2 separate regions of the Mus musculus genome follow, and region 1 is linked to region 2. The links are chromatin loops, found by intact Hi-C in ENCODE. Cell type or tissue: left cerebral cortex. All regions are shown on one strand.

Region 1 (5,000 bases), 180 kb before region 2:
TAGAGGCGTCTGATGTTACATGTAGTGTCATGGTAACCTTCTAGGGCTATCTCAGTTAATCCACACGTTGGGTCGGTCTCATTGAGAACACATAGCACCGACTCATTATTTTTAATGGCTGCATGGAATTAAATTATTTTGTTAGCTATTCCCAGATGGCTGCACACATAGTTGATTCCAGTTTCTGCCCTACAGACAACACGGCAGCTCATACTAGTTACATTCCAAGCCTTTATACACCTGTATTTGTGTCTGAATTGCTCTAAAGAGGATTACCGGGCCAAAGAGTGTACCCATTGTAAATGTAATTGTTATTTTTTAAAAATTCTTTTAAATTTATGTGTGTGTTTTGCTCCCATATTCTCTCTCTCTCTCTCTCCCTCCCTCCCTATCTCAACATGCATGTATGCATGTGTGTGGTGTTTGTGGAAGGCAGAAGAGGTTGGGTCGCCTGGAACTGGAGTTTCAGAAGGTTATAGGTGCTGGGAACTGAACCAGGGTCCTCTGCAAGAGGAGCAAGTGCTCTCAACCACAGAGCATCTCTGCAGCCCCAGTGGAGAGTTCTTGCCTGGGCATCCAAAGCTCTGATGCTGCTTTATACTCATGTCCTTACGACCCAAGGGCTCTGCTTCCTTCTGCATGTGTAAAAGCTGACATTGGCAGTGTGATCTTAACTTCTGATTTCCTTCCAGTATACCTGAGTCTGTTTGAATTGCTTGTGTTAACTGAGTTTTGGTAGACTAAATGACATAAAGTACAGAAACTTATTTGTATAATTTTGGAAGCTGGGAAGACTAAGGCTGAGGTATTGACCCATTTTGGTCCAGTTACAGCCTCCTTCCTGGTAATGACCTCATATGGCAAAGGGGGATAGGGGTGGGGGGACTCAAGTTTTCCTATGTCTCTTCAGAGGGCACTTATTTCAAGACAAGGAATTCATCCACGTGCTAACTACCATGTCGAAAACCTGTCCCTTGTAGTGTTTCAACATGAATGGTAAGTGGGACACAAATATCTGGTCCTAGCAATATATAAAGTTGAGCATTTTTTAAAAAATAATTTTATTTATTTTATTAGAAATGCTAGCATTCCTAATCTGTAAACTGTTTTTCTTGTTTTTTAAAAGATTTATTATTATATATATATAAATAAGCACACGATAGCTGTCTTCAGACACACCAGAAGAGAGAAAGTCAGATCTCATTACGAGTGGTTGTGAGCCACCAAGTGGTTGCTGGGATTTGAACTCAGGACCTTGGGAAGAGCAGTCAGTGCTCTTAACTGCTGAGCCAAATCTCCAGCCCTGTAAACTGTTTCTTATTTGTTTGGTTTTGCTTCTGTGCAGCATCCCACCCCCCTTTTCCTTCCCCTTATGACTTGCTTAGACTGTGACCAGCTCATAGCCTTTTGCCTACGCGTGTGATGAGTATGCGTGGATTCTGGGTGTGATGGACCATCTGACTGCTCAGGTCTCAGTAATACCACATGTGTGCATAAAGTGTCGGGCAACTCCCCCTTGTAACCCTTCCCCCAATAGCATCTTAACGGAAATGTGTGACCTTGGCTTGAGGTCAGCAGGTCAGCAATTAGGATTTGCTTTGGACAGATTAGAAAATGAGGCATAGTTAAACTTTGCTGGGCAGGGTCACAGCTAGGTGTAGCAGAGCCAGCTCCTGGCATCCTCTCCAGAGCCTCCTGAATTCAGATAGTTCAGGAGTTGAGCCACTCAGTAACTGGGACCTTGGGGATGCTATTGCACCCCGATTCTGAGGACTCTGTGAAATGACCTATGTGTTCGGGCCACCTTCATTCCAGGGTTTAAGGTTTGTGGTAGTCTCAAAACTCCATTCATATGTCAGATTTGTGCCCGCTTTATTTTGCTTCCACCGCTCTTTCCAGCGTTTTACTCTTCCTTTGTTTCTTGGAGACAGTGTGTAGACCAGGCTGGCCTGGAACTCATAGAGATACGCCTGCCTAATTCTACCTCTTTCCAAGTCAACTTTCTCCCTTTCTCTATTTCCACGACGAAAAGTCCTGGAAGGCAGTCTCCGGCATCAGCACTTCTCCCAGTCCCATTACTCTCTGAAGAAGGGATGCTGGTTATTATTGACCGCTTGGAGCTGGAGGAAGGGCCTGCTCCCCTCCACATAGCCCAGTGTGAATGTGGCACCTAAGAGCGCTGGGATCATCTATGTAAGGAATGCCTGCGTGCACGCACAGAGTGGGCGCCAAGGGCTCCAGCAGCCGGGATGCTTTAGGAGCTCAGCGCTCGGGAGGCAGTGAGTCCCGAGCCCTGGCTTCCCGATGCCTGGGTTCGAATCCCGCGACCCCGGGCAAGCACCTCGCTCGCTGCCTTTGTGTCTCTTTGAGTCCTACTCCTCCGCCCGGTGCGCTGCGGCAGGCAGGCCGGCGGGCGGTCGCGCGCGAGGTTTCGAGGAGGAGACACTCCTCGGCTCGCTCGGCCAGGCCGGGCCGGCCCACGCCGCTCCTCGGGGACCCGAGATGCTCCCCCAGGGGGGCTCGGAGGCCGCTCCGGGGAAGCCGCGGCCCTCTTCGGCCCGCGCCCGACGCGCGCCCGCGCCCAGGGCGGGGCGTCCACGCAGCCCCGGCGTCCCACGGCCGCCCGCACCTCTTTCTCTTCCCTCCCTGGCTCCGTCACCCCGCTCCGAGAGGGCCGCGCTCGCTCGGCTCAGCAGCGCCTCCCGCGAGCCACCACCGCCGCCGCCGCCGCCGCCGCCGCGGCCCCTCCCCCGCCCCCCGCGCGGCCGGCGCCCGTCACGTGACGCGCCGCAGCCAATGGCGGGCCGAGCCGCGGTCGGCGGCCGCCATTGCTGTCAGAGCGAGCGAGCCCGGGGAGGGAGGAGAAGCGCGGCCGACTGGGGAGGAGGGGGGGGGTGGGGAGGAAGAGGAAGGAGGGGACGGCGCTCGGCTGCCGGGGTCGCCCGCTGGCTTCGTCCGCACCCCCCCCTTCGCGGGCTCGCGCAGCGGCGGCGGCGGCGGCGGCGGCTCGGGGCGGCTGCGGGGCTCGCGTGCCTCCCGCGCCGGCGCGGCCGAGGGCGAGTCGCCCGCCGGCTTGGAGATAAACAAGGCGGCCGACGAGGCGGCGAGGCGGAGGCGGAGGCGGCGGCCCTGCGCGACAGAGGCGGGCGGCGTTGCCGGCCCGCGCCCCCCGCCGCCGCCGTCGTCGCCGTCGTCGCCACCGCCGCCCTCGGGCCTCCCGCGCGGGCCTCGCGCCCCTGGTGCCCGGGAGCCGCCGCCGCCGCCGCCCGGCCCGGCCCGCTCCGACATGCCCCGCTCTGGCGGCCGGGCTCGCGGAGGACCATGACCGCCGCGGCGAACTGGGTAGCGAACGGGGCGAGCCTGGAGGATTGTCACTCCAACCTCTTCTCGCTGGTGAGTGGCGGGGCGGGGGGGAGCCCGGGTTGGGGGGCGCGACCTCCCCGCCGCGCAACTTTCTCCTCCCGGAGCCCTGGCGGCGTCGGCGAGCGCGGCGCCCGGCGTGGACGTGCGTGGGGAAGTCGGGGCGCTGCGGACGCCGGGGCGCGCTCGGAGCGCCCACCTCCGTGGCAATCACACCCCCTCCCCTCCCCTTCCCCCCTTATTTTCTTTTTTTTTCTTTTTTCTCCTCCTTCCCCGAAATGTGGAAGGCTTTTCTGCCTTGTGCAGCCGCCGGCGCGGGTGAGCTGCAGGCTCGTCCTCTCTCTCTCTCTCTCTCCCGATCGGATCGGCTGCTCTCCCACTCGCCGGCGTCTGCCTTCTGATTTTTTCTTTCTCTCTTCCTCTGTTTCTCCGTTTTTTTCCCTTTTTTTTCCTTTTAATATTTCCACAATGACACCTGCGATTTCGCCCGAAAACAGTTGATGGAAGGCGATGGTGTCAGGGAAAAGGACTCTGGCAGCCGGAGCTCGCTCGCGCCGTTGTAAACACGGACAGCCGCCCGCCTCTCGGGGTTTACTACGCCGGAGAGCGGGAGAGCCATTGCTCGGAGCCCACGGAAGGTGGAGGAAGCTGCTGCTCCTCGCTCTCCTCCGCTGCCTTTAAAAACTGTTTTCTCTGCTTTAACAAGGAACACACACACACACACACACACACACACACGAGCAACAAGCTGGGCGGTTTGATAACATCGCTTTTATCTGCCTTCGCCTCTCCTCTCTCCCGCTCTCGCCTCTGATAATTGACAACTTTTGCTTTGGAAGTGCATCGCCTGCCTTAATCTCGAACCATTTAGGGTGTCAATTGTTCTTCTGGAAGCCTGGCACCGGGCGACGGCGGCTCGATTCGTCGAAATTAAAAATGTATAGAGCTCCAGCAACTCTTTCCTGGCGGTGGCAGTGACATTTGGTGGTAAATGCCATCTTTGCTTTTTATTGGGTCGTATTACCTAGCTCTGAAAACATTCGCGTTGTTAAACCCGGCGCTTACGCTGATAATGGGAGTGCATGGTCTTTAAATACGCGCTTTGTGCCTGAGTTACTGTGTGTGTGTAGCTATGTGCCCGGGAGAGTACGAATTTGTTTAAATATTGAGCAAAGATTTGTAAACAGATGTAAGGCAATTATGTTTCAAGCGTAGAATATAATTGGAAAATTGGTTGAACGGCCTATTTAATTTAGCCTTAAAAACTCAACTTATTTTAGTTGTGTGCCCAATTTTGGTGGGGAGGGTGCTGGGGGGGAGGGTGCTGACTTTTGGAGAGCATGCATTTATTGCAAATTATTTTCTGGAACCCCTGCTGCAGATAGAAGCTTTATTTCCTTTTAGTCCTTGTTTACACTGGATAAATAATTTAGTGTTCAAATTGTAATTAGTTACATTTAATTATGGGTGGCATAGATGCTTTTTCTCCCCTTGGAGACTAGTGGAGAAAGAGGAATTGTTGCCAACTTTGGAAGTGTCATTCTGTTTTCATGCTGATGAAGAAATCAAGCATGATTTTGGCCTACAAAGACACAGGAGTGACACAGTCCCCCTGCTCCCACTCTTGTAAGCAGGCTGAT
Region 2 (5,000 bases):
CTTGTACATCTACTTAGGACACCCCATGGAAGGAGTTTTGTTAATGAATGCATCACATGTCATTTCTAATGTAGCCAAGGACAAGAAGTCATAGAGCACTTCCGGGGCGCTCTAGAGTTGTGTGTGTTGTGTGTACAGCTTGTGTCAGTTTGTTCCAGTTCTGTTGTGTTCTGAATTCCCAGTAGCCACTTGTAGCTAGTGCATACAGGTAAAAGGAAAAGATTCCATATTACTAATTTGTGTATGTAACAATGAAGGATCAATACAGTGAGCAGACCATTTGCCTATGAATTTCTTTAAAATTATATCTTTTCTTTTTCTAAGAATGAATCTTAAGGGAAAACAAAACAAAACAAAATGTTAGTTGGACCATTCGGAGTGTTTAATTCTGTGCTTGGGCTTCTGCTCTATCCTCTGAGGCAGGAGGATCCTGAGAAAGAAGCCAGTGGTTTGAGGTGGGCGGAGAGCGGGAAAAGGCCGAGAGGAAGGAGTAGCAGGGCTCAGCCCTTGAGTCCTGCATGGAGTTGCCCATGTCCTTTTCTAGGAGCAGCAAAGTGCTGGCCAGGCTCCATGGCTGCCTGGCATCTGAATCCAGACTCGCTGTTTTCTCCCCGTGCACAGTTGCCCGGGCCTGCTCTTAGAGCGTGTGTCTGAGCACTGTTCTCATGGCATTGCACTCCTAGTTGAGAGGTGGGCACCATGTGCTGCCAGGTGCTCACCTGAGCCCTGCCTTCTCTGTAAGTGTGCAGGGTGAGGCTATTTACTACAGTGTGGGTGGCGTTGACAGTAGGCCTCCCTTAGCAGTATTTGATGGTAAGAATGTGGAGAGCACTTTAAAGTGAGCCTGTGGCAACGGAAATTCTATCTTGTCTTTGTGGAAGTGAGCAGGGTGCCGGAGGCTTTGAAAACACGAGGCTGTAACTTTTTATAGCATTAGTGAGACAAGTGGCCTCAGCAGAAATAAACTTACCATGATTCTTACAGGAAATTTAAAACAAAGCTATTTATTTATGTGTCTTAACTTTTAATATGATTTTATTTTTATTATTTTTAATTGTGTGAGTGTATGAGAGAGAGAGAGAGAGAGAATGGATGTGGGTGTGTGGGTGTGTCTGTGTACTTGCTCACAGTACAGGTACCCTTGGAAGCCTTGGATCCCTTGAAGTTGGAGTACAGACAGTTGTGAGCTGCCATACATGTGGGTGCTGGAAACTGAACCTGGGTCCTCCACAAGAGCAGCCAGTGCTCTTAACTGCTGAGGCATCTCTCCAGCTTTTGTAATTTTTTTGTTGTTTGGAAAGGTCTCACTGTGTAGCCCTGACTGCCCTGGAACTTGCTGTGTAGATTAGAATGGCCTTGAACTCAGAGATCTGCCAACTTCTGCCTCCTGAGACTGCAGAGTTGCTGGGATTAAAGGCTTTGCCACCATTAAGTTAGTCCATTCTGGAAACACACACGTCGTTTCACTGTTCCCTGTTGAATTTTTCTTTCCAGCCCTTCCTGTCCACTCTGCCCTCATCTCCCCAGATAGAGACTCCTTCTCTAAAGCCTTGATTTGGTTTGCCATAGTTTGAAGCACACTGTTCTGACTCTCAGAATTCTGCTTTAATTCCATGTTAACAGAGTAGAGCTGCTGCTCTTGAGCTTGGGGAAATGTTAGAGGTATAGTGCACATTTCTCCAGTCAGCCTGTACCCTACAGTAATCTTACCCTGTGTTTGAAATAAAATACATTGATTTGATTGGAGACCTTTCTCTTGCTTTAGAGTCAATAATTTGTGTATAGAGTTTCCAATAGTTACCTTGCCTGGCCTTCTTAGTTGCAGGCATTTTCAAGTTGTAAATCCTACTACTAGCCAGCAATCAGAGGCAAAGGCTCTGAAAGGTCGCTCACCCCTGCCTGTGACCCCCGTTCCAGGTGTCCATTTGCTCCCTCCCTGTAGTGAGCTCTTGGAAGCTTTCTTGTCCTGGTGGAAAGCAAGCAAGCCTGTTATATATCTAAGGGAGACTTGCTGCTAGTTGGTGGATGAGGCACTGAGGAAGGATCTTTCCCAGCCACAGCTGAGCTCTGCCTGGAGGATGTGGACCCTGGAGAGTATGCAGCCAGAGGCAGCAGCCAGGTCACAATCTGCATAATCAAGTTCATTGTTTCATATTAATTCCTGCTTAAGGGCTAGGTGCTTAGTTAAATGTTGGGGCTTTAAGAAAGGCATTAGCTATGGAAATGGGGAGGACATCAAAAGTAATAATAACAATCATAAACTCCTAGTTCCAAACACAGGGCACCACCTAGTGGCCATGCTCTGTAACCTCCACTTGCATTGTATTAGGCACAGCCTGCTTTGAGACTCAGCCTCTCACCAGTTCATGAACTGTTTGTTATTGGATATACCGACTCTGTGAGGACAGGGTTCTCTAAGCCCTCCTCCTTCCTTGCTGGGAACAGAAGGCAGGAATGTGCACCAACTTGCTAGACTCTGACTGTAAACTGTTTTCTGGCCACTGTGTACCCTGTCCTGTTGACAGCACCTGTAGAGTCTAGAGAGACAGCATGAAGTCATTCCCCAGACAGCAGGACTATGACTCAGTCACACCAACCCCAGCCTTGCTCTAAATCAATTCTGTTTTCTCTACTCTTTCATAAACATTTGCAGATGAAGATAGACTTTGATAATATATAATGTAGTTGGATTGCTTTCACTTTCTTCTTGACTCTTTCTGGATCAGTTACTGGAAGAAAGTGACATGCTCTGCAGACTCTGCTCACTGCATTAGCATTACACCATGCCATACAGCCCTTGAGAGGGGGAGGCTCGGGAGTGTGGCCGCCTGAGGGTGACCTGTGTCTTGACATTCTGTTAGCCTTGTGTGGACACTGCTGTGCCTGGCTGCTTGTCTCAGCTTTGAGGAATCTTGCTGTTAAGATGCACTTTTAATTTTGTTTTTAGCAGTTGCAGACTTGCAAAGGATGTTCCCCACCCCTCCGTCATTGGAACAGCACCCTGCATTTTCTCCTGTGATGAACTATAAAGATGGAGTAAGTTCAGAGACAGTGACTGCACTGGGCATGATGGAGAGTCCCGTGGTCAGCATGGTCCCCACACACCTCACGGAGTTTAGGATGGAAGTGGAAGATGGCTTAGGAAGCCCCAAGCCAGAGGAGATAAAGGTAATAACCAGTTTGGGCTTCCCCAGGGCTGGGGTGCTTTTCAGTGGGCCACACACACGAGTGCATAAGGACCATTGAAACTGGAGCTTGTCAGTAGAAGTCACTCCATCAACAGCTTTGGCATCAGATTTTTCTTTTTACTTATTAGAGAGAACTATTGAATTACAGTCGGTTCTGTGCCTGGGTTTTATGAAGCACCGAGCCACCGTGGCTGGCTCTAGTTTGCCAGCATTAAGCCAACCCCATTTCATTGTCACAGGACTTTTCCTATGTGCACAAAGTGCCGCAGTTCCAGCCTTTCGTGGGATCCTCCATGTTTGCTCCACTGAAGACGCTGCCGAGCCATTGCCTGCTGCCTCTGAAGACACCTGACGCCTGTCTGTTCCGGCCCTCATGGGCGGTCCCTCCTAAGATGGAACAGCTGCCCATGCCCCCTGCAGCCTCTTCTATTAGAGACGGCTACAAGTATGTGTGGGACTCTACCTACCCCTTACCATATGTGATAGCACCTCACTGTTTTCTCAGACTCGTCCCGGGGCCACAGTGGCTCAGTCTCTGAGACCACTTGCTCGCTTAGTTTCCTTTTGACCATGTTGTCTTGTGCGGGTCTGTGTGTTTATTTTTAAATGTTTCTTCTGTGTGTGTGTGTGTGTGTGTGTGTGTGTGTGTGTGTGTATGTATGTGTGTGTGTTTGTGCGCACTTGCATGTTTGTATACAAATTAAGATTAGAGAGCTGTGTGTGATTCTAAGCTGGTGTTTGCCATAGAATCTACACTTGATTGAAGTTGTTGATGTTTGTGGGTAGTGGGAGGAGCTTTGATTTGTAAGGTAATGGTTTCAGTGTGGGACTTTACAATTAGGTAAAGCAGTAACAGGTTGAGGTGTGGTTGGGGAAAGTAAAGGTAGACATGGCTGGTAACTTGGTTGTCTCGACCTGCCGGAGAAACAGTATTTATACCAGCAGTGCAGACTCCGCTTTCTTTGAAAGAAAGAACCTCTTATTCAGATAATTTGCGAATGCAAATGTGCATCTGAGCCACATGCATGTGTGGATGGATAAGCAAGCAAGTGCAGGTTGCAGGTGTTTTGCTCGGTTTCACTGCAGGGACTGTGGAGATGAGTGGGCTCCAGCACATGCCCCTTCTTAGGGACAGTTGTCAGGCAGGGAGATTGAATATGTATATTGTCTTATTTTAAAATGTTAACCACTAATTCAAAGATAAGCCTTAGGAACAAGTAAAACAAATTTCTGGTTCAGGACTCATTTTTGTCACATGTCTGTGACAGACGCCAGTGATTTACATAGTCAGTGTCAGAATGAGGAACTGGGTAGAAAAAAATGACAGGAGGACCCTGGATTTGGGAGCTAGCACCACCATGCCGTGTGACAGCTCTGCCTTATAAAATGGCTACTTGGGCTTGAAGGGTGCTGCACCTGGGTCTCCCACGCCTTACAGTGGGCTCCCTCTCCCCAGAGCTTTGGGAAAGCTCCAGCAGCCAGTGGCAGCAGACCACGGTGGGGAGGGGAGAGGACTGTGCCGCTGCCCTGCAAGTGGTTGGCCTGGCTGCTGCCAAGCTCCATTTGGGCTCTAGCTGTGCAGCCTCAGCCCCAGACTCTCTGGACAGGCTCTGGTAGTCGTCATGCTCTGAGCTGTCACTATACCCATCACTCACTCCTGCCCTGTGCCCTCTGCAGCAGAGGTTAGGCTGGCATTGCTACAGAGCCTGTGCTTACAGGAAGGTACCTTTTCCCCTACGGTCTGATGTGTCGTGGTCTGATGTCAGCGTTGACCCCTACCATGTGGCTAGTTTGTTGTTAGCTCTGCTTCAC

Evidence for each region. Peaks named below come from ENCODE experiments on the same cell type or tissue, not always from the same donor. Only the 100,000 strongest peaks of a DNase experiment are listed, where the experiment ranks them.
Region 1: a loop joins it to region 2, with 2.5 times the contacts of the local background. A loop is called at or near these places in 2 of 42 quality-filtered maps.

Annotation. Positions count from the first base shown.
Region 1 is chr5:118,557,465-118,562,464 of GRCm38, forward strand. It overlaps Med13l (mediator complex subunit 13-like), which reads left to right and starts at 3,255. Exons shown (of 31, transcript NM_172424.4): 1 at 3,255-3,393. The coding sequence starts at 3,322. In left cerebral cortex, CTCF peaks have their summits at 2,663 and 3,488; DNase peaks (open chromatin) are centred at 2,423, 2,701, 3,359, 3,731 and 1 more place; H3K4me3 peaks cover 2,775 bases; H3K27ac peaks cover 1,759 bases.
Region 2 is chr5:118,735,368-118,740,367 of GRCm38, forward strand. It overlaps Med13l (mediator complex subunit 13-like), which reads left to right. Exons shown (of 31, transcript NM_172424.4): 15 at 2,948-3,168; 16 at 3,428-3,633. Among named protein-coding and RNA genes, the nearest start is that of Gm42015, 110 kb to the right of the region's middle. In left cerebral cortex, a CTCF peak has its summit at 2,287 (motif pointing left); DNase peaks (open chromatin) are centred at 616, 2,308 and 2,536.